Regions from separate parts of the Homo sapiens genome. Here region 2 is linked to region 1. A link is a loop called in an ENCODE intact Hi-C map of the cell type or tissue named here. Cell type or tissue: GM12878. All regions are shown on one strand. Each heading gives the region's core, and the rest is flanking DNA. Links, peaks and the distances in the headings are about the cores only. Region 1 has its middle 1.1 Mb from the start of TECRL. Region 2 has its middle 130 kb from the start of TECRL.

Evidence for each region. A loop is a pair of places that touch in the nucleus more often than their neighbours do. Peaks named below come from ENCODE experiments on the same cell type or tissue, not always from the same donor. Only the 100,000 strongest peaks of a DNase experiment are listed, where the experiment ranks them.
Region 2: it touches region 1 in a loop (3-fold over the local background); 5 of 110 quality-filtered maps call a loop at or near these places.

The regions. Positions count from the first base shown.
Region 1 is chr4:63,297,226-63,313,588 of GRCh38, forward strand. No RefSeq gene overlaps it. Among named protein-coding and RNA genes, the nearest start is that of TECRL, 1.1 Mb to the right of the region's middle. In GM12878, for the core only: no CTCF peak of the experiment used is centred there; no DNase peak of the experiment used is centred there.
Region 2 is chr4:64,531,405-64,547,767 of GRCh38, forward strand. No RefSeq gene overlaps it. Among named protein-coding and RNA genes, the nearest start is that of TECRL, 130 kb to the left of the region's middle. In GM12878, for the core only: a CTCF peak has its summit at 8,041 (motif pointing left); a DNase peak (open chromatin) is centred at 8,007.

The sequences.
Region 1 (16,363 bases), core at 6,730-9,229:
CGTATTGAGGATTTCTTGATCTAGAGTATGGTCAATTTTGATAAAAGTTAACGTTTTTGAAAATAATGCATTTTTTTTTTTTGCCAAATAAGTTGCATTTGTAATTTGTGTAGTTAAAATAATGTACATATATCTAGTGATTTTTCCACTGTTCCTGCTAAAAGCTATTGAGAAAAGTGTATTAAAGTCTTACTCTATAACATTTTTATTTACATATTTTTAAATTGCCAAATAAAATTATATGTATTTACCATGTACAACATATTGTTGTGAAGTATGTATATATTGTGGAATAACTAAATCTAGCTAATTAACATTATGTTTTACCCCAGAGTGATCACTTTTGTGATAAGAACACTTTACATCCTTTTTCCTAGCATTTTTCAAGAATACAACATGCTGTTAACTATAGTCATCACATGTACAATAGATTACTTGAACTTATTCTTCCTATCTAACTGAAATTTTGTATTCTTTGATGAACATCTCGCCAATTCACCCACTACCAACCACCCTGCCCCAGCTAACCACCATTCTACTTTCTGTTTGTACTATCATCTTATAGTTGTCTATTTTCTTTTAGTTTTGTCAAGTTTTACTTTCTATATTTTGAAGCGATGTTACTGACTCTACTAGTTTAGAATTGTTTAGAATTTAGAATCTTCTCGATGGATAGGCCAGGTTATTATTAAGAGATATTTGTCTATCTTTAATGATGCTTCTTGTCTTAAAGTATACTTTTTATACTATTAGTATTAAAAAACACATATTTTGTTAGTATATCCATGGTATACATTACATTCATTATTTTACTTTTCACCTTACTCCATTCATACCTTTAAAGTCTATCTCCTATTGAAAAGCGGCACACAGTTTTTATTTTTTGTTCTAGTTTGTCAACATTAGTCTTTGTATTGGAGTCTTTAAAATAGTTTCATTTAATGTAATTAGTCAAGGTTTTGGAATTATATATACTGTGTAATTGTTTTTGATTTAGCAATGTAATATGTTCTTTCTTCCCTGCTTTCTGGCTTCCTTAGGGGTTAACCAAATGCATACATCTTCTATCATACATTTGATTATAAAATCATTAATGTAAACCTCCAATAGATATTAAACTTCCAGCTTTTACTTTTATGTCTACAAAACTTATTTCTTGTGCTAGGTTTTTCCGTTGCTAGGGTATTGGAATATTTTAGTAATATTTACCTCTATGTAAAGTGTTGTTATTTTAAGGAAATATTTTAATTTCGCATATGTATTTAAACCACTGAATAAATATTGTTTTGTACATTCCACATTTATATATATGTACCCAAATATTATTTTTTCTATTGTTCTTCATACTTTCCTGAATTTCTGTGTTCCCATTTGAGAATATTTTTCTCTCTGAAAAGAATTCTTTTTAATATTTATTTTTGAGAAAATAAATATGTTGCTGGAATACATCTTTCTTGACCATCGTTTTTGAAGAAATGTTTAGGATTCATAGTTGTCTTTATTCTCTTTCAAAATTATACATATTTCATTTTATTGTCTTCTGTTTTCCATCAATTTTTGTTCAGAAATCAGTCACTCATAATAATATTATTTTAAAAGCAAATAATTTATAATTTGGCTGTTTTTAAGATTTTCTCTAGGTCTTTCTAAATCAATATAGGTTGATTACCTCTAATCAAAAATCCATTGTCTCTAATCAAAAATCCATTGTCTCAGCCCAAAATCTCCTTAAGCTGATAAGCAACTTCAGCAAAGTCTCAGGATACAAAATCAATGTACAAAAATCACAAGCATTCTTATACACCAATAAGAGACAAACAGAGAGCCAAATCATGAGTGAACTCCCATTCACAATTGCTTCAAAGAGAATAAAATATCTAGGAATCCAACTTACAAGGGATGTGAAGGACCTCTTCAAGGAGAACTACAAACCACTGCTCAATGAAATAAAAGAGGATACAAACAAATGGAAGAACATGCCATGCTCATGCGTAGGAAGAATCAATATCATGAAAATGGCCATACTGCCCAAGGTAATTTATAGATTCAATGCCATCCCCATCAAGCTACCAATGCCTTTCTTCACAGAATTGGAAAAAACTACTTTAAAGTTCATATGGAACCAAAAAAGAGCCCGCATCGCCAAGTCAATCCTAAGCCAAAAGAACAAAGCTGGAGGCATCACGCTACCTGACTTCAAACTATACGACAAGGCTACAGTAACAAAACAGCATGGTACTAGTACCAAAACAGAGATATAGATCAATGGAACAGAACAGAACCCTCAGAAATAACGCCGCATATCTACAACTATCTGATCTTTGACAAACCTGAGAAAAACAAGCAATGGGGAAAGATTCCCTATTTAATAAATGGTGCCGGGAAAATTGGCTAGCCATATGTAGAAAGCTGAAACTGGATCCCTTCCTTACACCTTATACAAAAATTAATTCAAGATGGATTAAAGACTTAAACGTTACACCTAAAACCATAAATACCCTAGAAGAAAACCTAGGCATTACCATTCAGGACATAGGCATGGGCAAGGACTTCATGTCTAAAACACCAAAAGCAATGGCGACAAAAGCCAAAATTGACAAATGGGATCTAATTAAACTAAAGAGCTTCTGCACAGCAGAAGAAACTACCATCAGAGTGAACAGGCAACCCACAAAATGGGAGAAAATTTTCACAACCTACTCATCTGACAAAGGGCTAATATCCAGAATCTACAATGAACTCCAACAAATTTACAAGAAAAAAACAAACAACCCCATCAAAAAGTGGACAAAGGACATGAACAGACACTTCTCAAAAGAAGACATTTATGCAGCCGAAAAACACATGAAAAAATGCTCACCATCACTGGCTATCAGATAAATGCAAATCAAAACCACAATGAGATACTATCTCACACCAGTTAGAATGGCAATGATTAAAAAGTCAGGAAACAACAGGTGCTGGAGAGGATGTGGAGAAATAGGGACACTTTTACACTGTTGGTGGGACTGTAAACTAGTTCAACCATTGTGGAAGTCAGTGTGGCGATTCCTCAGGGATCTAGAACTAGAAATACCATACTGATCTGCAGTCTATGGGAAAGCAAAAATTATTGGGCCTAATACAAATGTTTAAATTGTGGATGTCAATTCTATATGAAGTGAAGGAAATTGGCATAGTCCATAAGCTTGCCAAGCTTGAGAAACAAGAATTACAGTCATGTATCAAGAAAGCAGACTTTAGTCAGTCTCCAGTTTTCCCATTGGTTCCTGTATCCAGAACGACAAATTAAAAGTATAACAAAATCGGGTAGAAATAAAAAACAATCACACAAAACAGGTATCATTGTGATAGCAAAGGTGTATTTCTGCCACATATATTCTGAGGCACTAAATTCCATTCACTTATTATTATTATTATTATTTTGCTTTGGGTCCCAGTATTGGAGCAGTAGAACACTATATTGAAACTCCTTCTTAAAATGAAGATTGTGAATAGTATAGTCTAATATTTTACTCGACTTACAGGTTAGTAAGACAACCCATAACTACTTCATGGCTGCTAGCAGAAGACACTAGACTATGGGATAGAGACAAATGAATTTATTATTAATGAAAAAAGCAATGGTCATGTCTTCATATTATTTGCATCAGTTTCCTTTATTCCAATTCAGTTCCCAGTGAGGTTACTCAAAGGGGCCTATGAAAGAAGGCTCTATAGGCAGTAGGGTTTATTACAGGAAAGGAACAATGTACCTGGGGAACACACTGCTTTTACCATGAGCAGAACCAAGCCTGCTTTCTGTCCAGGCAAGACATAAATTTATTCCTTAAGATTGCTTATTGCAAATGCAGCTCTGAAAAATATCCAAGATAATGAACAGCCAGGGCCTTGCATTTTTGGAAGAGTTCACAACTTGCATGGAATCTCGGCCCATTGTGGATTGCTTCTGGACCCTTAGCAGCTGTTGTTAGCCTTTCAGGTATAGCACCAACTCACACTAGGAAAAATCAAAGATAGCCTGAAAGAAGTGTGGATGATAAAGACTCAGTTTGAATAAACATCATTACCACTGAGAGGAACAAAAGTGATTGTACACTCAAGCTAATTCACTATATAAAAGGAGGTCACAGGTATAACATCATATTCAAAGAGATGTCATTTGAATATGTCACAAGTTAAAAATCAAATTTACTCTATTTTATAATCTATTCTTTATGTTTCTGTATGTAGAAATCCATATTTCTAAAACATCATAAATCTTCCTCATATGCTCTATATTACTTTGTTACAAAAGTACTTTGGGAAATTTTTCATAGTTGTTGTCTGGGAATTAACTTGCACATAGCAGATCAAAACCTAAAATGCAATTTAGAAACACTTCAAAATGAATAATAGCTTTTTCATGTTGGAACGTAATATAGAAACACATTCAACCCAAGGTATTTTTTGTTATACTATAATGCTATCAATTGACAAAGATAACCAGTTCATTATTTTCAAAGCAACATTAAAATATTATGCAAAATCTAACATTCCATCTCCAGTACCCAGTTGTCAGAATCAGCTTTTAAAGAACAGTTTTTAATTTGACCTGCATGGAATATGCAAGCCTCTCTGCACAAAAGTATAAAGTTCATCATAAGGTTTTCACACAAACAAGAAATGAGAAGCAGTGAGATTTTCTTTATTAACCTACTATATTTATATTTATTCCACATTGTGGCTCGTCATTTTACTTTATTCATGGTGCCCTTTGTGGCACACAGTTTGTAATTTTGATATTATCCAATTTACTTATCTTTTCTTTCGTTGTTTGTGCTTTTGCTATCCTATTTAAGAATTTGTTTTTTAATTCAGGGTCATGAAGATGTATCCCTATGTTTTCTTCTAAGAGATTTACAGTTTTAGATATTACATTAAGTTTGTGACCCATTTGGAGTTAATTTTCACATACAGTATAAGATCCCAATGTTCTGCATTTTTTTTTTTTTTTTTTTTTTTTGCTTGTAGAGATCTAGTTGCCACAGCAGCATTTGTTGTAAACACACTTCCTTTCCCATGGAACTGTCATTACACTCTTGTGTGAATAAAATCATTTGACCTAGATGTATCAATTTATTTTTGGACTCTCAATTTTCTACCATTGGGCTATATGTCTATCCTTGTGCCAGTAAAACACTTTCTTGATTAAGGTGGTTTTGTAAATAAGTTTCGAAATGTGGAAGTATCACTCTTCTTACCTTTTTCTTTTTTTCATGGGATTGTTATGGCTTTCTAGTTCCTCTGAAATGCTACACAAATTCTAAAATCAGATCTTTAATTTCTACAAAAATCCAGCTGGAATTCTGTTAGAAATAACATCTAATTTGTATATCAGTTTGGAAGTATAGTCATTTAATAATGCTAAGTTTTTTGACCCATGAATATTTTTATTTATTTAGATATTCTTAATTTTTTGAATGTTTTATACCTTTTATAATATTAACTTTAACACTTTTTGTTAAAATTATTCTTTAGTACAGCAGATCCTTGAATAACATTACTTTGTTTAGCATTACTTTGTTATAAGTTGAAGAGAAAACAAATTGATTTCTCGTAGAGGTGACTGTGTGGAATTTGCATGTTCTCCCCATGCCTGCATGAGGTTTCTGAAGTTTCTCCAGTTTCCTCCCACATCCCAAAGATGTGGCATTAGGCTTATTGACATGTCTAAATTGTCCCAGAGTGAGTGAGTGTAAGATATATATAAGAGTGCACTCTGTGATTAAATGGCATCCTGCCCAATGTTGGTAATCAGTTGGTGCACTGAACTGCTGGGTTAGGCTCTGGCCCTTAGTGACCCTGAACTGAAATAAGTGGGTTGAAAAATGCATGCATGAATGAATACAAATTATTGTAATATAGAAGTGTGTAAAGTTTGTGAAAATTATACAAATACATGACAGTAAGTGATGTGATACCTAAGTGCTCAGCAAGACTGCCATGTTTGTTATTGTTTGTTTTTGACCTCCATGGTGTTAAGAGGTACTCCTTACAATTTTCACTTTGCAAACACTTATTCCTTAATTTAACTCACACCACTACGACCACCATCACCCACTAAGTGACCAAAAATTGAGTAAATAATTACTTGTTTCTATTAATCTTTCTTAACTGTAGGTATGGCTCACATTTATTGTAATGTTTAATATTAGAAGTGTTTTTATTCATTATTTAGAATTTTGATGATGTTGCTGTGATCAGATATACACTGTATCATCTTACCTCTTGTTTACATTAATTTGCCTATGGTGAAATTGGTTTCATTTTATGTTTACTTAATGTCACAGTTGCTACTAACCTATTGACTACATTAATTGTAGATTTATTGCATTTATTTTTATGCTACTGTGAGTGGAATTGTCTTCTAAACTTTATTTTTTGGATTATTCATTGCAAGCATATAAAAATACCATTGATTTTTGTGTACTTATTCTGTGTCCTGCAAACTTTTGTATGCATTTAAAGTTCTATAGCTCTTGGCAGATTTCTTAGAATTGTCTATATAAAAGTTAAAGTCATCCAAGTATAGCAATAGTTTTTCTTTTCCCCCTTGTCTCCTTTTATTTTATTTTTTCTTGCTTAATTGCCCTGGATAAAATCTCAAGTACAATGTTAAGAGAGAAGTCATCAAAGTAGACATCCTTGTCTTGTTCTTGATCTTAGAAAGCATCTGGTTTACATCATTAAATAAAATATTAGCTGTTGGTTTTTCATAGATGCTCTTTATCAGATTGAGGAATTCTTTTATTGCTAGTTTGGGTCAGATTTTGTCAAATGCTTTTTCTCTGTCTACTGAGATAATTATGTAATTGTTTCTTATTATGTTGATGAGATATATTATATTAATTGATTTTCAGATGTTAGATAATCCTTGCATCCCTGGAATATATTATATTTGATCATGACATAATTATTGTTAGAAATTCTTTTACTTCTTTTGCTGGTATTTTGTTGAAGATTGTGTGTGTCTACTTGAAGTTCATTGAGCTTGCTGGATGTGTAGACTTATGTTTTAAGTAAATTTTAAAAGTTTGCAGTCATGTTTTTGAATAATTTTAATGCATCCTTTCTCTTTTCTCTCATGTTGGTACTCCCATTGCATGTATGTTGGTACAGTTAATGCTGTCCTACCTTTTTCTGAGGCTCTGCTTATTTTTCATTTTTTCTCTCAGTACATCAGCCTGCATAATCTCTATTGATCTTTGTTCAAGTTCACTAATTTTTTCCTAACAGTCCAAACTAACTGACTTAGTTTGAACTCAGTTATTATTCACTAAGTTCCTCTCAGTGAATATTTTTAAATTTCAGTTATTGTATCTTTCAACCCTAAGGTTTCCATTTAATTTTTTTAATATCTCTTTTGTATTGATATTTTATATTTAATGTTACCTTATCATCATATCTTCATTTATTTCTTTAATCATACTTATCTTTAGTTATGTAAACATATTTATATGGTTACTTTGAAATCTAACATCTGGTTACTCCAACAAGTAGTTTCTGTTAAATGCTCTTATTTCATTGTGTGATCTTGCTTTCCTGTTTATTTGCATGTCTTGTAATTTCTTGTTGGAAATTTGGTACAGGTTGAGTATTCCTAATCCAAAAATTCAAAATTCAAAATGCCCCAAAATTGGAACTTTTTCACTCCTACCATACCACTAGTGGAAAATAACACACCTGACCTTATGTGACAGGCCAGAGTAAAAACATAGTAAAAACCTTTTTTGTGTGGACAAAATTATTCAAAATTTTGTATACAATTATCTTCAGGCTATGTGTATAAGACATATATAAAACATAAGTGAATTTTATGTTTAGACTTGGGTCCCATCCCCAAGATATCTCATTATGTATACTCAAATATTCCAAAATCCAAAACATTTTCCATCTTAAGTGTTTCAGATAAGAGATATTCAAACTGTATTATAGATACTCTGGTTAAAGTTTTCCACCCTTCCCTGACCCCCTCATGCTTCTTATTGTTATTTGTTTATTATCTGACTGGCTGAATTATTTTAGTGAAGTTTATTCCTTGCTCTACTCTAGCCTTCACCCCACCCTCAGTGTTAAGCCTCTGATGTTTCTCCTCAGGGAGACATAGTTTTGTGGTGTCCATTGCCATTCTGTGATTACAGTGGTAGAGTTCTCTTTCTATCTTTCCTAACCACCATGCAGTTGTCAAGTTCCATCAGTTGCCAAGGGATTGCTTTACTGTTGTTAACAATGTCTGGGACATAAATTCCCCTACAAACTAATTCAATAAAATTTTAGCTTCTTTGAAGGATATTTTCTGAGGTTAGTCTTTTATATATTCTGAAATTAGCAGAGCTCTTTCCAGTTCTTATTCCTGGGTTCTTTCCTGTAAACTAGCTGGCTTAAATTATAGGCTGTATCTATTTTAGACCCGTGGATCTCTTCCCAAATGCCTATTACAGCAGCCTTCATAGTTGTTGAGAGAGATTTTAGGTTAAAATTTTCCTAAGCTCTTTTGCAAATGAAGTCAGTTTTTTTTTTTTCATAAATGTTTAAGGGTTATCTATTTTGTGGCCTTTTTCTTCTCCTGCCCCAGGCAAAATCTGATCTAGGGCTCTTGAGCTGGTGGCAGGGTATGTTTCTTCTGAGTAACCCTTCAACTCTAGGACCTGAGTAGAGGGCAGGGGCAGCCCCTTAGGCAACTTTTGGCTTACTTCTCATGGAATAAAACCACCATCTCATAAGCTGGGCAAGGCCTATTTTAGTCCCAATATTCTCAGTGTGCCACATCTGAGGTAGAGCCTTCACTACAAGAATGAAGACGGCAGAAAAAGGAAACCTCCACATTTCCATCCCCTTGCCTCTGACAGCTTCAGCAACAGGAAGCTTAGAGTAGGATGACAAATGGCTCAGGTTCTGCTCCTCAGGGGAAGAAAGCACTGTGGCTGGGAGCTGGGGTAAGAGGGAGCCCTGTGTTTCTGGCTGCAAGCAGTCTAGGATGGCATCTCTATCTTACTAAGCCAGGATTTGGAGGAGGGAGAAGTCTTGGTTAGAATACTGCCAACTCTCATCTTTCTTACTGAATTTTTTTTTATTTTTTGAAATGGAGTTTTGCTGTATTTCCGAAGCTGGAGTGAAGTGGCACGATCTCGGCTCATTGCCACCTCCACCCCCTGGATTCAAGCAATTCTCCTGCCTCAACCTCCCCAGTAGCTGGGATTACAGACACACACCACCACGCCTGGCTAATTTTTGCATTTTTAGTAGAGACGGGGTTTCACCATCTTGGCCCGGCTGGTCTTGAACTCCTGACCTCCGGTAATCCACCCGCCTCAACCTCCCAAAGTGCTGGGATTACAAGTGTGAGCCACCGTGCTTGGTCTACTGAATGTTTTATAGACTGGCTTGATACCTGTTTCTTCATTTGCTTTTAACCCTTACGACCATTTCCAAAGGCTTTGAGTGTTTTAATGATTTTTTAACAATAATTTTTACTAATTTCACTGGAGAATTTAGCTCTTTATGTTGTCATGACAGAATAGCAGGTTGAGTTCTTATCACATTTTATTACTCTGGCTTCCTCTTCTGCTTCCCTCTTTCATTTCTAAGGACCCTCATCATTACATTGGGCCCACTTAGACAGGTCAAGATAATCTATATTTTAAAGTCTGACAATTAAACAATTATAATTCCTCTTTCACATGTAACATAATATATGTATAGATTCCAGAAATTAGAACATAAATTTCTTTGGGAAACCATTATTCTATCTACCAAATACAGCCAATCGGGATAACACATTTACTTATGCGGAATGAAAAGCATAGGAATGGGCATGAATCTCAAGTTGATCTTAATTCCTGAAATCCAGAAGTTTTCTATCAGATCAATGGAAAATTCTCATTTTTTAAATTACAAGCTTTAAGACCATAAAGTAAGCAATTGTAGGTGGCCATTTTTAACATTAAAAAATGGGGCTGGGTGCGGTGGCTCACGCCTGTAATCTCAACACTTTAGGAGGCCGAGGCGGTCCAATCACAAGGTCAGGAGATCGAGACCATCCTGGCTAACACGAAGAAACCCCGTCTCTACTAAAAATATAAAAAAATTAGCCTGGCGTGGTGGTGGCACCTGTAGTCCCAGTTACTTGGGAGGCTGAGGCAGAGAATGGTGTGAACCCGGGAGGCAGAGCTTGCAGTGAGCCGAGATCGCGCCACTGCACTCCAGCCTGGGCGACAGAGAGAGACTCTGTCTCAAAAAAAAAAAAAAAAAAAAATGAAGTATTTCTGAAAATAAGGACAATGGTAAGAAACGCCTAGCTAAGAAGTAATAAAAAGTGATAGGGTCTGGACAGTATTGTTTGAGTGCCTACTTCCAATCATCTGTGAAGTCACATTTATTCCTCAACTTTTCTTATAGGTTAGATATAAGCTGAAGTATTATACACACATTCTCACACAGAAACATATATGTGTCTATGCCTATGGATTGAACTAGTTTGAATTGTGAGGGCTTTTTAAAAAAGCATGAAATACAAAGAAACCTAAGTAAATGAGCCAATTGTATTTTAATGACTTACAATTATATTGCTGGTCCTTTCTTAAAGGGAGAGGTATACACTTGAAGATATATTCTTCATTTGAATTAACTTTTTCATATGCTCTTTCCAACGTCATAATCTCTGAATTAATAGATTATCAAAGTATTCTGGCTTACTTATATGAAAAATCTATAATCATCCTTTCACATGTTTAATGTCAGTAATTTATTTGTGGTTGTTTTGTAAATTTTCCCAAATAGGCTAAGATTTAAATATACAAAATGAGGGGAGGATTAAGCAATGAATAAGAGACAGCAGATGTAGATACGACAGGTTTTAAACATATATTTATGAGTTTATACTATAATGTGTTGATGAGTCAGGACTCATTACCCCAATATATGGCACCTTGGTATTTAAGGAAACAGAAGAAACAGGAAGGTTTCTCTCATTTCTTCTCCCCTTTTATGTCTTTTAATGTCTTCCCTAAAGCGGGACCTGAAAAATATCCTCTGACATTCCTGTGAGGTCATAAGACCTTCATTGAAGAAATACCCTTTCTATACTCAGAAAAAAGGAATGTCCCTGTCTCTAAAAATACAGGAACACAGGAATAATTTGAGCAAAGAGGCCTTGATAAGTTCCCCCTCCCCAGTTTACTACCATCAGATCATACACGTTTTGTGCAGTCATATATCTGCATGACTGTCTACTTCTTCGTCCGCTTCTTTCGGTGTAGGCTGAAAAATACAAGGTTTTCCTCTTTCCTTGGATCTTCATTTCTGAAGGCTCTTGTGCCATGTGAAATTTATATTAAATAAATTTGTATGCTTTCCTTTGTGAATCTGTCTTTTATTATAGGTGCCTCCGCCATGAACCTTGAGTGAGCTGAGGAAAATATATGACATTTTTGCCCCTACAATGTGTAGGAGAGGCAGGATGCTGGATTGTGGAAAAAAACTGCCTGTATTAAATTCTCAGCTGTGCATGTTAGCTGTAGGACTTTTGATATATTACTTAACTGAAACTAAAATATAAAATTATATTTTTTAAGCATGACAGAACAAGTAATGGCATCAGAAACATGCAGATGATAATATACTCATGACTCATAGTTATTATGAAAATATATATTATCTCCAAAGAATAGTATATGCCTGGAATGTGGAAAGAGCTCATAAGGACTGTAAGACCATAAGAGTATGTCCTTAAATTTTGTGCCTCAGGTAGCTCACTTGCATCACACTAGTCTTGATTCTGGTGCTTAATCAAAGAAACTGAAATTAAAGACTAAATAAATAAGAATTAACTAACTCGAGAGCACTTTCTTAGAAAACAAGATAACACTACATAGGATACAGATAATTTATGTTTTGACTGAAAAAGCTCTAGTTTTAACTCTGGGGAAGTTTTGATAGGAGTATATGAATTTGAATCTTGCCTAAGGTAAAGGCATTAGCATCCAATAAATGATATACAAAGTTTGGAATTTTCCTGGAAAACACCAGAGTGAGTTTGTTTACTGATGGTTTCAATTGGCATAACCAGTAAGAATGGCTTACTTACAAAACCCAGAAAGACGTAAAAATACCTACTGTGTACTTTTGCCTCAAGTTCTCAGTAAGCCAAGATTTCAGGTGAATCTTGACAAACACACTGTTTGGAGTTAAAGATTACCATAAAGGAGGAATAAAGGAATGCCCTTGAATTTAAACTATGTATGTAGTGATAGGACACATATGACCAACCTGCAATTGATACTGCCTGTACATCTGTAAGTATAATCATTACTGGGATACATGTATTATAGAAGAAAATTATTTAATTTTGTTGATATTTTTGACAGATATATGCCAATTGAAATTCTCAGATTTTTTTGATGACACAACTTGCCATTATATTGAATAAAACAATATATGACCTGAACACTGAATCAAAAATTTAGGCTACAGGAATAAATCTAAGAAATTAAAGAAAACAAACAAAGCAAATTATTTCCTATTTATAACATATAGTTTTCCACAACACAATTATTTTTATTTTCTACCACTAATTCAATAATAATAATAATAATAATTATTATTATTATTATTATTATTATTTTGAGACAGAGTCTCACTCTGTTGCCCAGGCTGGAAGTGCAGTGGTGTGATCTTGGCTCACCGCAGCCTCTGTTTCATGGGTTCAAGCACTTTTCCTGCCTCAGCCTCCTGAGTAGCTGGGCTTACAGGCATGTGCCACCACACCCAGCTAATTTTTTTGTATTTTTAGTAGAGACGAGGTTTCTCCATGTTGGCCAGGCTGGTTTCGAACTCCTGCCGCCTCGGCCTCCCAAAGTGCTGGGATTACAGGCGTGAGTCACTGCGCCTGGCCTCAATTATAATATTTTTAAAATTTCAGTATGGTATGTTATATTATCAAAACAGATAACAAAAACAATTTAATATAAAACTGGCCATATTATAAATAACTGTAATATAACTTACTTTGTTTATATTTTTATTCCTTAAGGAAAAAGTAATTTACCATTAAACTTCATTCAGTGATTTTGCTATTTTACACTGAGACATATATTCTTTCTTTAATTTGGATAGGACAGATGATTTCTTTCACATATCTGAAGTTGATTTCACAAACAACTTTGGATGTAAAGCAGCTGGTATTCAAATTTTAAAAATCTAAACTCTGCATTAAAATATTCATTTAAGATTTATAGATTGTGAAAATCACCCATTCCATAGAGTAAAAAATGATAACTAACACAAAACTACTTTAAAATAAGTCATTTGATGGCAAATGCAATTTGCAGAGGAAGCAAGAGAGTTCTCAGGGCACAGTGGGAAGTCAGAGCTGTTCATTAATTTACAAAAAGTCATAGATTACTTAAAATTCTATGCTCAGTATAAAGCACTTTAGAATCACAGGGGTATTTCACTTGTTAGTTACTATACCCAGCTTGTTTGATAAAGCAGTTAAGGGATTCTATCATTTACATAAGGCATTTTAAAAAATCTGCTTTAGAGACCTGAAATTAAAATATAAAATTATATTTTTTAAGCATGACAGGACAACATTTTATTTTAACTCAGACTTTCATTACAGGATTTTTAAATACAAATTTGTATTATTAAATGATTCCACATGTTTCTCTGTTTGGAATTAGGATAGCTAAGTAGTGCTCCTCTTATCCTTTATTGATAGCTCTGTCATTTAATACTGCTTTTCTCTTTGTATTCGATTAAAATTATCCTATTATTGCTTAGGGCTTCTTCAGTAGTTAGCCACTGTGCTGTTCATCATTCATATTACAAATTCAGACAGAAGTACATAAATTGGAAGCCTTGCTGTTAATCACGTGTATTTATCTTTGTATGAATTTGGGATGAGCAGCATACATTTGTAGGTTGAATGACTAGAATTTCATACAGCGACATAACATAGCATTCAATAAACTGCTTTATGTCAGTGACCTTATGATTAAAACAACAACAACAACAACAACAAACACTAAACTAAATACATAATTATCTATGTGTGGTGTTAAGTCACTAAATAAAAATCGAATGGAAACCCTTTTCTGTGAAAATTATAATCCAAAAATAAAGAAGAAATCATTAAATCAATACTTGACCAAAGTTATTCCATTAATAAATGAATAAACATTTATTTAAAATCCCTTAGCCAAACAAAGGCCATACTTCATGATTATTGCTTCTTTACCTTCATTGATAAATCATAATCTCTCTTGAGACCTCCGCATCCTGGATTACTTAGTTTTTTTCTAATAAACTCTGTTCTCTTTCACTTTTTTGTTTTGTTTTGTTTTGTTTTGTTTAGTACGTGGGTCCTTTCTCTGTATGGAATGTTTTCCATCATTTCTCTCCTTTTGAAACATACCCCTATGCTTTCCCACTTGCATCTTCTTGACTTTTACTTATAAATAACTTCACATGAAACTTCTCTTTAGGTAACCAGATGACTGGCTAAATGGTTTTACTAATGTGCCGCCAGGTGCTCTGCGTATATATCATTGTAACACTTACCATTAACATTGCACCTGCAGCTATCGAATCCTTTCCCATGATTGCTGAGAGCAGAGAATATACTCTTTCAATATTGTATCCTCAAGGACTAACAACATACCCAGATAGAGTATTTAGCTGTCTGATAAATATTTCTAGAAAAATATTCATAGTTAAATGAATGAATAATGAAGGAAAAGTTTGAGTTTGAAATTAACTCTTTGATTTAAAGATGTATTACTGGGGCCTAATGTCTCATTATCTTACAGTATTATTATTTTATATCAAATTTATTTCAATTAAACATAGAAAATCTATAAAGTAGAGGACAGTAAATCCTCTGAAATATTTAGGCCGTATATTTTAGATTTCTACTTTTCTTTCCGTACAAGAAATAAAAATTCAGTATGTCTGTAATTCTATATCATACCCACTATATTTCTGCTGATGTATTTGTGATGGAAACTCTTCAGTTGAAATTAATTAATAAACTGTATCAAATATGTTGATTCAACATCAAGTAATTACTTTTATAAGACAGGTAGAATTATTAAGTATCTGACCTCAGACGATACTGTGAAAGACAACACATTCAGGTAGAAATAATTAATTAACACATGGCTTCTATAAAATTTGTCAGCCAATATTTGATACATAAAAAAGCTGTGACTAGCAAAATGGCTCCAGTAAGTTTTAGCTTTAGAAATATATATATTTGCAAATATATTTTCATCTTTTACAGTAGTGCCACAAGAAATTTTCAGTGCAGAGGATTTAATAACAAAGTAAAAAAATATATAATTTCTGTACAAATATTTAAATAGACATTTTTCTTATAGAGTTGATTATACTCCCTTAAGCAACCCACATTATTCATTAATTTTAATGAAACTCTGACTATATCATTTCATTAAATGCAGTGACTACACTTCTTTGCATTCTACATAATCTGTCTTGTCTTTAGGCTAAAAGTCCCATTTAATTTGATTTCCATTTCAAGTCACATAATTCCATTTTCCTTGTTTTCCAAAACATTGTCTCCTCCATCTTCTGCCTTAACTAGATAAGACCTCATCAGGGGTACAGAATCCAAAGGTCAAGAAAAAAAAGCATGGGAATTAAATCTTTTGATATCATTTATCAATTCACATTACCTAGGAATATTTTTCTTTTCTACTAGATGTGTTGATGCCTAGGATGAGATTTTTCATTTGATGTGTATTCATTTACATATAATCCTAGACCTTATAAAAGTTGTTAATAATCTCAAAGGAAAAATGCTGAGAAATTTTAAATAATAAATGTAATGTCATTTAAGAACAGTTTTTCACAGTCTAACTGTACTCTTATTGGCTAATTTTCTGGCATAAAAAATTTGTCCTTTACTCAAATTTTATAAAAATTATTCAAGTAATCCAAAAGTTAATTCAATAATTGATCTTTTTAATAAAAACTGGATTATTAAAAAGCAATCACTGAAAATAAATTATTCATATTTAGGGCTTTTGTAACATTGCTTACTTTTAAATATTTTCTTTGGATTTTTTTAATCTAACTGATTTTAGTCAATTAAAAAGAATATCCAGATTAATTCACATTTTCTTGTTTCTGGTGATTTATTTTGTATATCATACACATCAAATTTAATATAAAATGAGGGCTATCTTCTCTAGTCCATCATATATATCCATATAATTTTCAAAACTTTTAGTTTTGGGGGGTAGGTGTGAAGATTTGTTATATAGGCAAACTTGTGTCTCAGGCATTTGTTGTACAGATT
Region 2 (16,363 bases), core at 6,612-9,111, 1.2 Mb after region 1:
AGGATTTGTATACGATTTACAGTGTGAAATATGTGTGTAAATGCTTCCAAAATCAGTGGTAAGAACTTTTACCATCAGCATACTTCTAAGGCACTTTTCCTTAAGTTGCCACTAATATATAGAAATGAAGCTTAATTTTCAGCTTTTACTAGATAGAAGCAAAAATTTGAATAACAGCCTGCAGGCCAGTGCCTGCCTTTTGTATCCTCTTATCATTTTCTTTTACATCTCTTCCTTACAATAGCATCATTAATGCATTTCTTCACTTTTTCTGTTGCTATGGAGGAAATCAATAATAAATGATTGACAATAAAATGTCTGACCAACTGTAATATCCTTTCAGGGGCATTTATATTTAAAAGAAAGCTTAGTGTTAGAAGAGCAATAATTTCCAGACTTTAATGATCTGATTAAATTGAATTAAAAAAATTAAATTTAGGTTTTATGCCACATTTCAAATTTTCCTGGCAGATGTACTTTGCAGATGTGTGAAGGTGTTTTGGGTCTGTATATGAATTATATCCTTGAGATATTTCCAAAAATGTACAATTAGTGTAATGTTATGTAGTAAACATTTACAAAACTAAGATTTTATTTCAGAAGTATTTAAAAATTTTATAAAAAATATTTTAATATTTTGAAAATATGTCCTTGTGTAATATAAATTAAGATATCTAACACTGCTCAAATGTGGTAATGAAAGAAACACCAAATAGAATTATTATCATTTTATGTCGAATGCTGGAAACAAGTGATGACATTTTCACTTTGTCCAATTAAACAGATAGGGCAATTTGCTAGATGTCATTTAATGTTTTCCTAAAAAATTATGCTATAAAATGATATGAAAGGTCAAAATCAGTCTGTGGTTAATATGTTCTTTTCTTCTGTGTAGTAATAAGATACAGTAAACATTACTTGTTTTCAAAAAAGTTTATTTAGAACAAAAAACAACTACTCAATAAAAGACAAAGAAAAATATTTGTATAGTCCCTCAGAGTAGTTTAAGATCATCTAAAGTGAAATTATATTTTAGGTAAATGGCAGTTTTAACAAAGTTACTAATTTCTAAATGTCATATTCCTTGATCAGTAGAATATAATGTTACCCAGACTAATTGAATCCTTACCATGTGCATTAAAAATTTTTTTCTAGTTAATTATACAACTATCTTTTCTTAAAAGTAGATAGTGTTTTTATAAACTGTAATAAATTTAGCCAAATAGAATTAAATATTATGCTGATCTTTAATAAAATAAAAATTGAGATAAATATTTTATATTATTTGTAAAACAAAAATGTAACTGAGACAGGTCTCAATCAATTTAGAGGTTTATTTTGCCCATGACACAGCCTCAGCAAGTCCTGAGAACATGTGTCCAAGGTGATTTTATATACGTTTCATACATTGTACAAGGGATTATAAAATTGATACATTTTAGGGAGAAAGAAGTTACAGGTCAAGATATAAATCAATACATGGAAGGTATACATTGGTTTGGTCCTGAAAGGCAGTAGTACATCTTGAAGTGGGGGTTGGGGGGCTTCCAGGTCATAGGTGGTCTCAAAGATTTCCTGAATGGCAATTGTTTGGAAGAGCTCTGCTCTACCCAATGAGTTGAAATCAGCTTGTGTTCAGGTAAGGGGGAATTGTGGAAGCCAAGATTCCTGTTATGTAGGTGAAGCTCCCAGGGAGCAGGCATCAGAGAGAATAAATAAGTAGGTCTCTTATAAGACCTTAAGAATGCCAGACTCTCTGAAAAGTACTTACTAATAAGGAGATTCACTAAAGAATGTAAATTTTTACCACAAACGCAGCTTTGCAGGGCCATTTCAAAATATGTTGAAGAAATATAGTTTAAGGTAAAATACTTTGATCTCCTTCAGGGACTACTATCTGTCATGTGATATCTGGCAGAGTTAGGTTGGAGTTTAATATCTTATTTCTGCAGAGTCTGCATTTTCAGTCAAGATTCGTTTTGATGTTAATTCTGATGAGTTGTGTCTAAATTCTAAAGGAAGGAAGGTATAATGAGGCAAATCTGACCTCCCATCCCACTTCCCCTGAAAGGGAAAAAGCCTGAACTACTTTTTCAGGTTTTTTGGGGATCCTCAAGGCTGAGAGAGGAGTCTATTCAGTTGGTTGGGGTGCTTAGGATTTTATTTTTGGTTTACATGTTCCTCCAACTAATCAATGTAAATAAAAGTATATACAGATACAGAATATATTTTCAATGTAGAACAGTTCAGAATTTAATAATAATGTGAAATGAGAGCCATGAATGATTCTGAGATTTTTGGCCAAGCAATTAAAAAACAGAGTTACCATGACTAGCATGAATATAACCATGGGAGGAGGTTGTAATGGGAATAGGGGTGGGAAGAGAGATTCAGATTCAGCTTTGGATTTTGCATTATCGAGGAGGCAGTTTGAAATAGCAACCTGCTGTTCAGGAGAGAGGTCCTAAAGAGGTAGGCACTTAGAAGTTATGGAACTAGCTGAGATCACACAACGGAAGATTTATGTTTAAAAAAAAATACGAAGGTAAAGGTCTAAGAATTGGAATATTTTAACATTAAGTAGTTCTGTTTATGAAAATAAACCTGCAGGGAAAATTTAAAAATAAGTGACCAGTGAGGTAGGACAAAAGCAGTAGAGTGTGACCTTGGAAGTGAAGACAATGTTTTAAAGATACAATAGTGAAGTATGATAAATGCTTTCACAAGTAAGAAGATTCAGATTTGATTACTGAGTTTAGCAAATGTGGGTCATCAGTGATGATGACAAAGCTGTTTTCTAGGGTGCAAAAGCCTGACTCAAAGAGGTTCCAAGAAATGGGAGAAAAGCAATTTGAAACAATGAACATCCACAACGTTTTCGTGAGATTTACCCTAAAGAACGAAGTTCTTAACTTTAAACAGCAATTTATAGGAAAGTCTCGTACTTATTCTAATTTCAAAGTAATGATGATTATAAAAGATATTTTGCCATATTACGGTTGTGTAACATGATAAAATATTTGGTGGAAAAATCAGGATTAGACCTAATACTGTTTGTGATAGATGTTGGAATGCATAATTGAAATAAATGTGAAGTTTCAGTTAGTGAAAAAAAAGGTCAAGTTTTTTTTTCATTATTTCTTTATCCATGTATATTAAACTCTAAAATTCTGTCTATGGTTCTCTTGTATGAACTCTATATTCAGAATCCCTACTAGAAAGGGAAATTGAGTGACAGCTGGAGGATGAAACCAGAGCAAGGTTTTTGTTTTGTTTCTTTTTTTTTTTTTCCTGGAAGAGGACATTAGCAGCTTGGATGGAAAATAACAAATTTAGAGAAATATCAAATTTGGAACAAAAACTAATCATTTGAGAGCCAAAGGTGGGAATTATTAGAACATATTCATGAGTATATTAGGCATTCAAGTGGAGGAGTCAGCCTCAGCAGGTGCATGGGCAGTAGTAGGAAAAATGGCAAGAATATTGGACAAAGATGCAGGCTCATGGTAGCTTGTAGAATTTCTCTCCTGATTTAGTCAATTGTCTCAGTGAAATAGAAAACAACATGAATAGGGAAGAGTGCAGAGTGGAGACTGGAAAGAAGGTGTTAGAGATTTGAAAACAGAAGAAAATTAAAAAATATTCTTTAAAGACAGTAGAAAATTGGAAGAACTAAATATAGTGTGTCAGTATTAATGAATTTACATTGGGAAAAATCTGCAGGTTTTTTTTCTGTGTTTTTCTTTAGCTAAGTTTAGCTGCTCAGAAGTCAATGCATAGTAGTTGAAGAGTTGACCTTAACCAAAGTTGTCTATTTTTAATCATCATTCAGTTATTCATACAATAAATATTCATTAAACACCTATCATATGCTGGTAATTCTAAATACTAGGAATACTGTTGTAAACAAGATGATAAAGTCTCTGTTCTTGCAGAGATCATAAATGGTTGGGGAACAAGAGAAGTAAACATTTTAAAGTGTAATGATCAGAACACTATGCAAAATAGGTATTTACCTATTTTAGGAATGTAAATCTCACCAAGAGGTTAGGGAAGATATTCCTAAGGTAATTAAGCTCTGAGACTAAAAGACTACATAGTCATGTTTAGTAAAAGGTAGGGAAAGAGAGTGTCATTAAACAGATGGAGGAAATAAAAATACTTTTGTCTATTTATTTATTTTCACTTTCCTCTGTAAGGTGCCATACTGGGTCTTTTCAGCTGCCAAAGTATGACATTTGATTTGTTTTGAAAATGTATATAGAAATATGAAAAACCTCCATCCAGTATTTATGTTTATGCAATCACTAATATGCACAACTTTTTGCATATACTGTTCAATTGTATAAAAAATAGTTTTGCTCTCTATATATTCACCTCCCTTCCCACACACATCCGCAAATCCTCTTAGCTAATGCTCTGGGGATGAGTAGGGCAAAGTTTCTACTTATGTGAAGTCTATAGTATAATCATGATCTAGCCCCTAGAGAAATATTTACTAGTTTCTATCTTCTCTGTATAGCTCTTATTACAATTTAATGTATGCCATGTTTACTAATTTATTACTAATTTTTTAATTTATATATTGTCTGCCTCCTCCCAACTACAATATAAAGAACTGAACCAAGGTGTCTCTGTTTCTGATTGTATCTCCAGTGCCTGGAACTCTCCTTCAGTTAATAAATATCTCCTTTTTAATAAATATCTATTGAATGAATGGATGAAATTACTCATATTTGATATTTGTGAATATAGAGTCAGCTATAGGTAAAATTATCATTCACTTCCTATTTAAGATGCAAAATTTCTTTTGTAGAAGAGTCCATAAGAAAAATAGGGAGATTACACTCAGTATCTGCTGTTATGTCTGTTTAAATTGAAAAATTGTTGTATAAGAAGTGGCTCTCTTCAGAGCTTCCTTGCAAGTTTGTGAGTTCAACTTCCTTGTGAGTTTGTGAGTGTAAGTTTCCTTGTGAGTTTGTGAGTTCATGAATTTGGTTGCCTACTGTGTACCTATAAATATGTAGACAGTACTTTCTTCCAGGGATCTAAACCCACTCATTCTTAGATGGTATGACTGATGATCTATAATTTGTGCAAATAATTAAGTGGAATTTCACAGAATCAGGGCCATTAGCTTGTACACATCAGGCTGTTGCTAATATTATCTTTGTTTCCATGATTATACTTGATATTATTCAGTATAATTTTGTTACTAAGTTTTCTCTTGGATTTCCTCTGCAAAACTTTTTTCTCAAAATGATACACTACTTACGTTCTGACTACTAAAAATTTGTGTGCTTTTCTTTTTCTTTTTTTTTTTCTTTTTGCTAGATATGAGGATCTCACTGTGTTGCCCAGGCTAGTTTCGAACTCTGGAATCAAGCAATTCCGCCACTTCAGCCTCCACAGTGCTGGGGTTACAGGCATAAGCCACCATGACCAGTTTGGTTGCTTTTTTTTTTCTTAACTCTAAGATAAAATGTTCTTTCTTGCTGTAGTTTACGTTGTTTTCCTATTGTCTTTATAAGTGACTATCCCATGCCTTCCTTTTAATACTCTCAGATACGTAACAGTAATTAGTTGTTGGTTTTTTACTTGTGCATATATGCCTTGAGAGAGAAAGCAATATATCAGGGCTTAAAGTGAATTGATAAGCCAAAGTCCTATTCCTTGTCATTCTTTCTAGCTAAGAATGCTTCATAGCAAACATTGTTTAAGCTGCTTTAAAAATCTAAATATGACATCTGTAGCATGTCTGAATCTTGTAGCCACTTGAATACTTCTAAAATTCTAAATTCTAGAGAAATGAATCATCATTTAATCATCCAATAAGAAGTACAGTGAATTGGTATGAAACCAATAGATCAAAAAATAATGGATACTTGGGGGAAAAATTATATAGCACTTACTTGCTGCAGAATATGGTGTCCATAGCCGGGTACATCATTATCATCATTATCATCATCATCATCATCTTAGCAAAGGAGCTATGACACATTTGTCTATATGCCCGGGGCTTTGTGACATTCTAATCTGTATTGTGAGACACAGATTTAGATTTTCATTCTTTTACAAACATCTCTGCTGTCAGAATCCTGACCAAGCAGCAAATAATTAAAAGAGTGACATCAGAACTGAAATGTAGTTGTTTCTCGACCAAAATTATTTATTTGGTAAGTGTAATAACACTTTAATGGATTGTATTTGAAGCTAAAATTTAAGTTTTATCTGTATCAATTATCTGTGCATTTTGAACTAAATGCACTATTTACAAAACTAATTTTTCCTGAATACGCTGAAAACTACACTAGCTTTCCAAGGTTCTGGGCTTTCTCTCAGGAAGTAATTTATTCACATATAATAAATTAGTTCATAAAATGCTCAAGTTTTGATAGAATATACCTATATATGTTTTTTAAAAGAATATACCTGTATATGTCATTTCTACCTCTAATGGTTTTCTATTTTAAAACAAAAATTTTGCGAACACAAACAGTAAATACATATATCTAAATAAATTTGAGGAAAATAACTAATGTGTAGAGAAACCAGAACATTTAAAAATAAAAAAGACTAGAGAAGAAAGTAATTTTACTTTCCCTAACTTCCTTTCTTTCATATTTATTTTTGAAATAAAATATTTTTGAATCTAAGTAAAATTTAAAGAAAGGAAGTTAGGGAAAGTAAAATTAATCAAGTCAGAAATGAAGGAATCTAGAAGAGGTAATATATTAAAGATGACTGTCAAAGCACTTTTAGAATTTTAAAGAAATGTTCCTCGCTCCAGAACTATTTGACCCTCCAGCTACACAGGTTTCTTCACACTTATGCCACGTGCCATCGAACTGCTTTAAAGTAATGGTAAACCTAAGTGGAAAATTACTTTTTAGGCCAATATTGGTCTAAAGCCCATTCAAATTCTTGTCTTACTGTCCTGGCATATGCTCCTACTTCTGCTCTTCCTTTTTTTTTTTGAGATGGAGTCTTGCTCTCTTGTCAGGCTAGGGGGCAGTGGTGCGATCTCGGCTCACTGTAACCTCCGACTCCCGGTTTTAAGCGATTCCCCTGCCTCAGCCTCCTGAGTAGTTGAGACTACAGGTGCCCACCACCATGCCCAGCTAATTTTTTTTGTGTGTTTTAGTAGTGACAGAGTTTCACCATATTGGCCAGAATGGTCTGGATCTCCTGACCTCATGATCTTCCCGCCTTGGCCTCCCAAAGTGCTGGGATTACAGGCGTGAGCCACCGCGCCTGGCCCTGCTCTTCCTTTTATCTCTTTAAATAGTATTTCTTTTTCAACTGCAAAACAAAGATCTTGCAGCATTTCCTGGAATACTTCAAACTTGTTTTGGCTATCCATCGTTCTCTTCTCCAACCGGGCAGAAAAAAATTGCAGTTATTGAAATGTCACTTCAGACATTCCAGTCCTTTCACAAAGCCGGAAAAGTGATTAAAGGCAAATGGTAAATAAACCCTTAAAGCTTCTAAGCCGTTATGGATCCGTCTCCACAGCTTCCAATGACTTCTGTTTGAAAGAAGCTTCAGAATAATTCCAAATCAATAATGGGCAGGGCTGCAATGAAATGATATCTTGGATTGTATTGTTTGGCTTTTCTTGCTATTTTGGAGACCCTGAAAATGAAGGACAACTAAACGTGTTCTTAGCTCCTTGTGAAAAAATGGAGTTTCATTGTTTGTTATTAAAGTGATGATATTTTTCAGGCCCGGGTCATCAGATGCAGAAAATATGTGAAATTTTCCACAATACTTTAGCCATAATAAAAGAGAAAGGACAGATTATTAGATTTTTGTTTGTAGTCAATGCATTTGTAAATCAATTTGCCACGTTTTTAGTTTGAATACTCTTCTCACTCCAGTTAATGGCTTTCCTGATGTCATTAGAAAACTACACCTTTTTATTATAATTATTATTACCAACTAACCACCTAAATTTCTATTGGAAAACATTAACTAGAACACATGTGGATAGCAGCTTGCTTGTCTGTGAATATCCTAAAGTGCTGGGGTAAGGCTGCCACCTAGTGGAATAACAGCAACACTGGTGAAATAAAAGATCATCTGGTTAACGACAATAGCTATACCACGGTTTTCACATATCCTCAAGTGCTACAATTTATGAAAAAATAATAATAATTAAAAAGTAGTATTACTTATTTACCCTGAAATATTAGGGAACTTGTTTTCTTTGAGGTGTATGTGTGTGTTTGTAAGCAAAACAAGCAGGAATGTGAAAATTACGATTATTCAAGACCATGAAAATTAAACTTGTCAAGTAATAAGTAATTTTTTAACTAACAAACAAATAAGAAAATAATATCTCTATTTTTGCTCTTGGTGTTTTCCTATTTTTCTCAAGGAGTAATATTGTTTTAAGACCCTTATATACAGTTAAGTCCAATACAGAAAAACATTGAAGAACCTCTGCCTTCCCATCTAAATCATTACATTTCCTCATCCACCTCTCAAAAGCAATTTTGTTAAAGAATAAAGGTGTTTCTTTCAGAGTCTCAAAATAAGTATGCAAGGGTGATGCCAGCTCCTTGGGTGTAAGAAATGGTTCATTCATCCTTATTTCCAGCATATATAGAACTTGGAAATTAAAAGATGTTTCAGCAAATTATTGGTACACGTTTATGTATACATGGTTTGAAATCTTTAAGAGGCTTTGTAAAATATGTGCATTGTAAAATATCATAGTACCTGCACATTTTAAGTATACAGGAATTTTATTAAGTTAGCTATATCTGTGTGATACATATAGAGAGGACAGACAAAAGACAGTATATTTCAACCCTTTAAAAACATTAAATTTCTGGATGTTTTAATTGTACAATTTTATAAACATTACATAATTATAATATGTTATACATGATGCCATAATGATCAAAGAGCACAATGATTGTAGTGTGTAGTAAATCTTATAACGGTCTGTGGAATTTTATTTGTTTTGTTAAAATTATACCTAAAAACTGAAATAAATCACGTTTTAAGAAATTTGGGGGGTCAACTGCTTAGAAATGTCTAAGGTTATCTAGTTTTGAAGATTATTTGTGAATATTGACTCTTCTAGTCCTTTGTATTATAATATAGTTATTTTAATTAAATGATAATTTTAAAGTGGGAAAAATATTAGGCTGCTACATCTCTATGCTACCACCACATTCAATCTTTTGTAGACTCCCCAGCTTGAGAATGCCATCTCTCATTTTAGAGATTTCTACTTTGTATATGATCAAGGCCAAAATTCTTGACAAACCATGTAAGGGCTTTCATCACTTGGCTCCTACCTGCTTTAGTATCTTAAACTCCAACATTCTCCAAACCTACACACAACACAAGTCAGCTCACAGAGAGCTCTGTTTTCCAGTCAAATTGTGGAACATCTCCTACTGTATTTTGTCCTGTTGCTTCCTCTCGGACTGACAGTGCTGCCTCCTTTGTTGAGCAAAAGCCAAACTTATTGAAGAACAAAAGTAAGGGATGCTATTGTCAAATGAAAAGGAAAGTAGATTCTAACCCCGATTCCTTAGAGTTACATGGACTTTTATAAGTAATGTATCGTCATTGCATTTCAATTTCCTCAAGGTTTTAATTGTTGACTCAGGAACAATATGCTTGTGTAAAGGGGTTGGAAGAAAATAAATGCTCATTAAATGCTACACACATTGGTCTCTTACCAAAATTTGTTTTCCGAGTAACTTTCTGTGTAAAACTCTCTCTGAGCTGGTGAAACATTTTAGCAAAATGGGCCACAAATCTTTTGAGATACTTTTATTATTTACTTAAATATTTGTATATGTCTTCTTTGAAAAATATAACATTCTTAGGAGGGAGAGCCTTGAGAGTTTAATTTACTACCATATTCCTAATGGTTAGCATATATTCGATGCTTACAAAGATGAACTGCCCTCTCCTCCACTGCTTCATAATGGTCACGGTGTCTCTTCTCTAGGTGTAAGAAGCACCTAGAAACATATTTTGGAGCATTAAAATTGGGAATAAATTGTATTTTTAACAAAATGAATTGTAATTATATAAGAACATGTTAATAGTGGATTACAATCACAAAAAGGATTGAAAGCTTTGCTTTGCCTCTCATAAAGCTTAAAAGACGCAAATTGCAAAATTAGCCCGCAGGAACTTTGAAAACATCTCAATATACCATATTTCTGCTCTGCAGAGCTTCCAGTTTTTAATGTCTAGTAACAAATAACCTGTTATTTATACAGAACAATCATCTCACAATCTGTTCACTTGTTTTCATATAGTTACTATTTTAAGTCAGGCACTTTCCACTTCCCAAATCTTGTACCAAACTCTTACGTTTCCATAATTTTAAATCAGATATTCACGTCTAATTTCTGCCTCTCCATTGCGAATAAATGTGAACCTGGGAAAGTCAATCCTTAAAATGAATCCCAAGTGGCTGAGACTAAAGTCAAATACAACCAAATGGCTGTTTGCTGACTAGAGGTTACACACATACTCTGAATTCCCAGAAAACCCACTACTTCTGTTTAACTTTGGGACTTTCAGAACTCACATGACCAACTAATCAGAGTGCATCTTCCTTGACCAATCATGGCTTTCCAAGTTTGGATGCTTCATTTGAATAAATGAACCTGATTGGGAACCTGGGCTGGAACTTTCTCTTTAAAAATCAAGCCCTGCTTTTTTTCTCTGGAAAGCACCTTCCTTTTACACCAAAGGTTTTCTTCCTGGTTTGCAAACTGTTCACAGGAATAAAGTCTTCCCTCCAAATTCTTTTTCATGGAACTTTTGTTCACACCATTAATAACCCCAGATAATATATCTAACAGAATATTTATCCTTGTTCCAGTGTGCTTTTAGTGTGTTTGTTTTCTTTCAGGCTGAAGATCTTTATTCTGACTCAGAGTCAAGTACTCTATGCAACAGGTCTTGCCATTCCAGGAGCTGGCATGAAAACAACAAACAATTTGTTATTATTAATAATTCTCTAGCTTAATGAAGAAACTAAACTGGAGAAACAGCTCATTAGTGTGGTTTAAGCTTGAGTTGTGGCATAAAAACAGAATTTGAACTCCAGATTCGCAAATTACTAGCTTTCTGCATTTGGTCAAATTACTTAACTTCTGTAAGCCTCATTTTCCTCATTAATAAAATGTAAATACAAATACACTGTATATTTTGATGTTATTGTTAGAATTAAATGAGAAACAACTATGTGGATTGTGTATAGTACAAAGTCTGAAGTGTAGTGTGTGGTATAATTGACTACAATATAGTGTACTACTGTTATTTACATGGTAATGAATGTTTTGATAGTGTTATTGTTTAAATATCCCTAAGTCTAAGCTTATTGAAATTTTATATTGAAAAATATGTTAAAATATGCTTTAAAAATTTTGATGACTATATCCACTATTTCACTTGTTTAACATTAGTAATAATAGCAATTTTTAGAAACTACTAACCAACTTTATCAACAGAAGCATATTATATTACTCTACCTTCGTAACCCACACATGAGATAAGCAGAGCACGTATTAATATGCTTTTAAAATAAAAGAGAAAAAAAGTGTTCAAAAAGCTGCATATGTTATACAAAATTACAAGTAAAGAATAGAACCAAATTTTTCTGTTGTCTAGTAACCCAAGTTATTTGGTTTTAATACTATGTATTTTTCTATTTAAAATAAAATTGAACATTTATTTATCTAATACTTGTTTATATAATTTCAATATATTAACTTATTTATTATCACAAAATGTAACTTAACCAATTAAGTATTTGTATTCTCTCCAGTTTAAGGGATGAGGCTCTTTAGAAATCGAGGAAAATTACCCTAGGTCATTGACCCATTATGAAGAAAATACAAGATCTGAGCCACATAGTCCAACGATAGAACTAAACTTTTCAGTATTATGGTATACTGCTTATTATAAATCCATGGAAAGTTTATTTCCCATATTGGCATTATTTGAAATTAAAAATTAAATCATGGGACTAAAATCAAAACATTGAATCACTGCCAATCTACAACTGAAACAAAGCAGTGATAATTTTCTAAAAATGCTCTCTTAAATTGCATGTGCAAACTATGAGTTTATGATTATGGCCCCATTTGAGAATTGCCAATTTACAGAGCTGTGGTATATACTTAAATAAAAATCTATACTTAAAAGCAGTTAAATATTATCTGCATTTACACAGTGGCAATTACTAACTACAATAGTGTACAGTAATTCAAATGCAAATATAGGGTTATCTCAAAGTAACAAAACTAGTAAACTATGGCTTCAGTCACACATTGAATTAGAAAACAAAGAGTACAGTGAATACTCTGGAGGCATCATGCATGTGCTGTTGTCTAAAAAATAAAAAATATGGAAATGCTGTTTAATGAACTGAGGCCATTCTTTAAATCAAAAGAGTTATCATTTGGAGTTTGAATTATGCAAGTCAAAAAAGTATTCTCTCAATACATATCTGACAGAAATGAATATGCTTTATCTAATAGTCAGCAGCTCCAACTCTTATTATCCAGGGGAACTAACAGAAAGCACAAAAAAGGCAGACAGTTGCTAAATGCATATAAAAATACAGCTCTTACTCAAATTAACTAATTTTACATTTTGAGAGTTTTAAGAGCTATCTAAGAACTTTTACTTAATGCTCACAACTACCCACTAGATTATTATTATCCCTGTTTTCTAGAAAAGAAATTCTGACTTATGGAACAATAAAATTGTTAAAATGAATAAATGCAAATATAGGGATAGACATCTAGTATATAATACATGTAAGATCGAAACTGGTATCATGGCCGGGCACTTTTCAACCCAAAAGCAGATCTAAAATTCCCCAGCAAAGACATCCAAAAGATGATCAAAAGCAAATAAAGTAAAAGCAGAAGTGAAAGCAGGATAAATGGTACTTTTGCCTAAAATTTTCCTTGAATACAAATTCAATAAGAGATTAAAATATTGTTTTAAATTTATTTATAGGTTTTTTTATTCCCGCTTGCTTATTGTGTTTTATCTAGTCATTCAGAATATTCTAAACTCAAATAACAGAATCAGAATTCCCAGGGTAACAAAATGGGGAGAAATATAAGTTTTAATGAGAATATACTCACATATTTATATATTTTATAGGGATTATATATATTTTATGAGAATATATATGTACATATGTATGTAACAGTAAGAATAAGAAAGAAAACTTTCTTTATGTAGTTTCCTATTATGAACACTTCCCTTGGGAGAAAAAAAAACTGACATACGAGTTATTTAGAAATACATTTTTAAACATTTGTTATTTTCTGGATACCTAATACTTAGTAGCATAACTAGGAAATCATGGCTCTATCTGTATGTTCTGCAACCATTCATTTTGAATTTTAAATTAAATTCAGTCAAAATTAATAAAGAGAAAAGTAAACAATGCATTCCAAATGTAGATAAAATAGAGCATGCATGTTGTAATTAGCACGTGTCTGCATGAAGTCTGAGATGCTGATCTGATTAAGGGAAAAGATACTCATATGAAAGGAGATAGAGACTCCCCATCTTGATACAAGAGAATCACTACACTACTTCAAATAAGGCATGATTCTTAATTTTCAAACAGTGAAATTGAGACCAAAGAAATAAAGTAAACTCTCAGATAATTTTGTGCCTTCTAAAAGGCTGTATAATGTTGATGAAGGGACAAAATTTTATCGACTGAAAAATGACTCAAACACAGATTCTGTAACAAGTGCGTTTTTGAATTAAAAAAATAATTAAAACTTACTGAGCCTCAGTGTGTTCATCCATATAATGGAAACTATATTAGCTTCTGTATAGGATTGTTATATAGATTAAATAGAAACAAAAGTTATACAAACTTATAAAAAGGTCTACAAAGTAAAAAAAAAAAAAATCAGTATTCTTTTCTGCCTTCTTTCCTAAGAATTGAATTTTCTGGGTATAAAAAAGATTGCAAAATGCTTTCTACAGACTGGTGAACCTTGACAGCGTTCTTCATGGTTGAAGTTATATAAAATTTCTAAATGGACACAATTATATATAGTTCCTGAGTTTCCTTTTTGAGAAGGAGTCCCGCTCTGTCACTCAGGCTGGAGTGCTGTGGCGCAACCTCGGCTCACTGCAACTTCTGCCTCCTGAGTTCAAGCGATTCTCCTGCCCCAGCCTCCTGTGTAGCCGGAATTACAGGTGCCCACCACCACAACTGGCTAATTTTCTATTTTTAGTAGAGACAAGGTTTCTCCATGTTGGTCCGGCTGGTCTCGATCTCCCAACCTCAGGTGATCCGCCCGCCTCAGCCCCCCAAAGTGCTGGGATTACGGGGGCGAGCCACCGCGCCCGGTCCTGAGTTTTTTTCTGAAAGCAATATCACCATAGGCCGTGTTGGCTCGTGCCTGTAATCCCAGTGCTTTGGGAGGCCGAGGCAGATGGATCACCTGGAGGTCAGGAGTTCGAGACCAACCTGGCCAAAATGGTGAAACTCCGTCTCTACTAAAAATACAAAAAAAAGTAGCCAGGTGTGGTGGTAGTCCCCTGTATTCCCAGCTACTCCGGAGGCTGAGGCAGGGGAATCGCTTGAACTCGAGAGCTGGAGGTTGCACTCAGCCAAGATGGTGCCACTGCACTCCAGCCTGAGCGACAAGAGTGAAACTCCGTCACACACACACACACACACACACACAAACACCAGTTTTTTCTTCCAAAGTCTGTATAGCACTTACAGCACTTTTTATATTTAAGAAGATTTAAGCATAGTTTAATTTTATTTTAATATAGTATTTCACAGGTGCATTTGTGCAGCAATTGTATCCCTACACACTTTCTATGTCAATTTCTAAAAAGAAGAAAATAATAATAATGATAAAACAAATATATACCAAGTAACTGAGTACTTACCCCTCTCCTAGTTTATCTCATTTAATTCTCAAACCAGTCCTACAATGTTAGTATTGTAACACCGTAATTTTCAAAATCTTGAAAATCTGAACCTCATACAAATATAAAGTTAGTATGTATAAATATTTTACTCAACTCATTCATACTGGAATCAATCATATGGTAAGGCTGGTTGAAAATACATTTGAGGATTTGAACGGTTATCAGTATTTTAATAAAATAATCTTAGAGTAAGATTGGTAGGCTAGGTATGAAACTGATTAATGTGTTTAACATCCTAGAAGCTAATAAACTGTGAATTTTGAGTACCTTTCCTATTGTAACAAAATGATTTGCATCTCTACCAAACAAAAGTTTACAAGTTAACATGAAACTTTACTAATTCTGGGACATTAATAAATAGTAAGCAGGAAATGAACAAAGTACATTTCCTAAATAATTAAGTAGTTCACGGATGTGCTGGTACTCCTGCATAGCCACTCGTACTTTAGCCTTATTTCTGAATTTATTTAGTCTCGCTTAACACTATTATTACAGTCATCTTGAAGGTAGTTAAATTAAGTTTTAGATGGTTTTAGTCAATTGTTCAAGTTTCATGCTTTATTAGTGTTGAAGACAGGTTTGAAACAGATTGGTTTATTCATGTGTGTTTGATTTTGCTCCAGAGCCTTACTCTTACCTATAACACTTATTTTTGTAGCCTAGGTAGAACTAATTTTCTGTGTATTTTATTTTACTCTATCCCTTACACTCATCTTTTTCTTCCCAGTCTCAATATGGTTACCCCGTATTATGCTGTCATCAACAACTAGTTATTTCCAACATGGCTTCAATGAAATAGTACAGATAGAAGTTTTTCCATGACTTTTTTGGTGAAAAAGCTGATCTTACCTGAACTCGTATGGCACTAAAATCTGACCTGAACTGATGTAAAGCTATCTAGACATTTTACTTATTTCACTTAGCATGAATTATTTATTTTGTTTTACTGTATAACTATGTTTGTGAAGAGTACTGCTTCTAACACTAATGAATATGTCATTTAAAAGAAAAATCTGACTCAAGAACACATTCAGTCTCAGGATTTTAGGTAAAATTCCATGCCATGGTAAAGACACTGTGAACAAGAAAAAGGAATTTCCAGGTGAATTGCTCTGTGGCTTTCCAATAACTCACATTCTCAGGGAGCCTTTTTCTGATCTCTCTCTCCATCTATTTTCTTTTTGTTTTCTGTCATTTACTAATAGGTAATGTTTATTGAACTAGGACACATTACTATTCTTTACAGTTATATTACATCAGTAAGAAATGTATACTTGGTGCATTGTTGCAACTGATGGTCTGAATAAATGAAAGAATGAAAGCAGCTTACATGATTAATCTGTTTGCATTTTTGTAAAGCCTTCAATACTGGGACTTAGAATTGTTA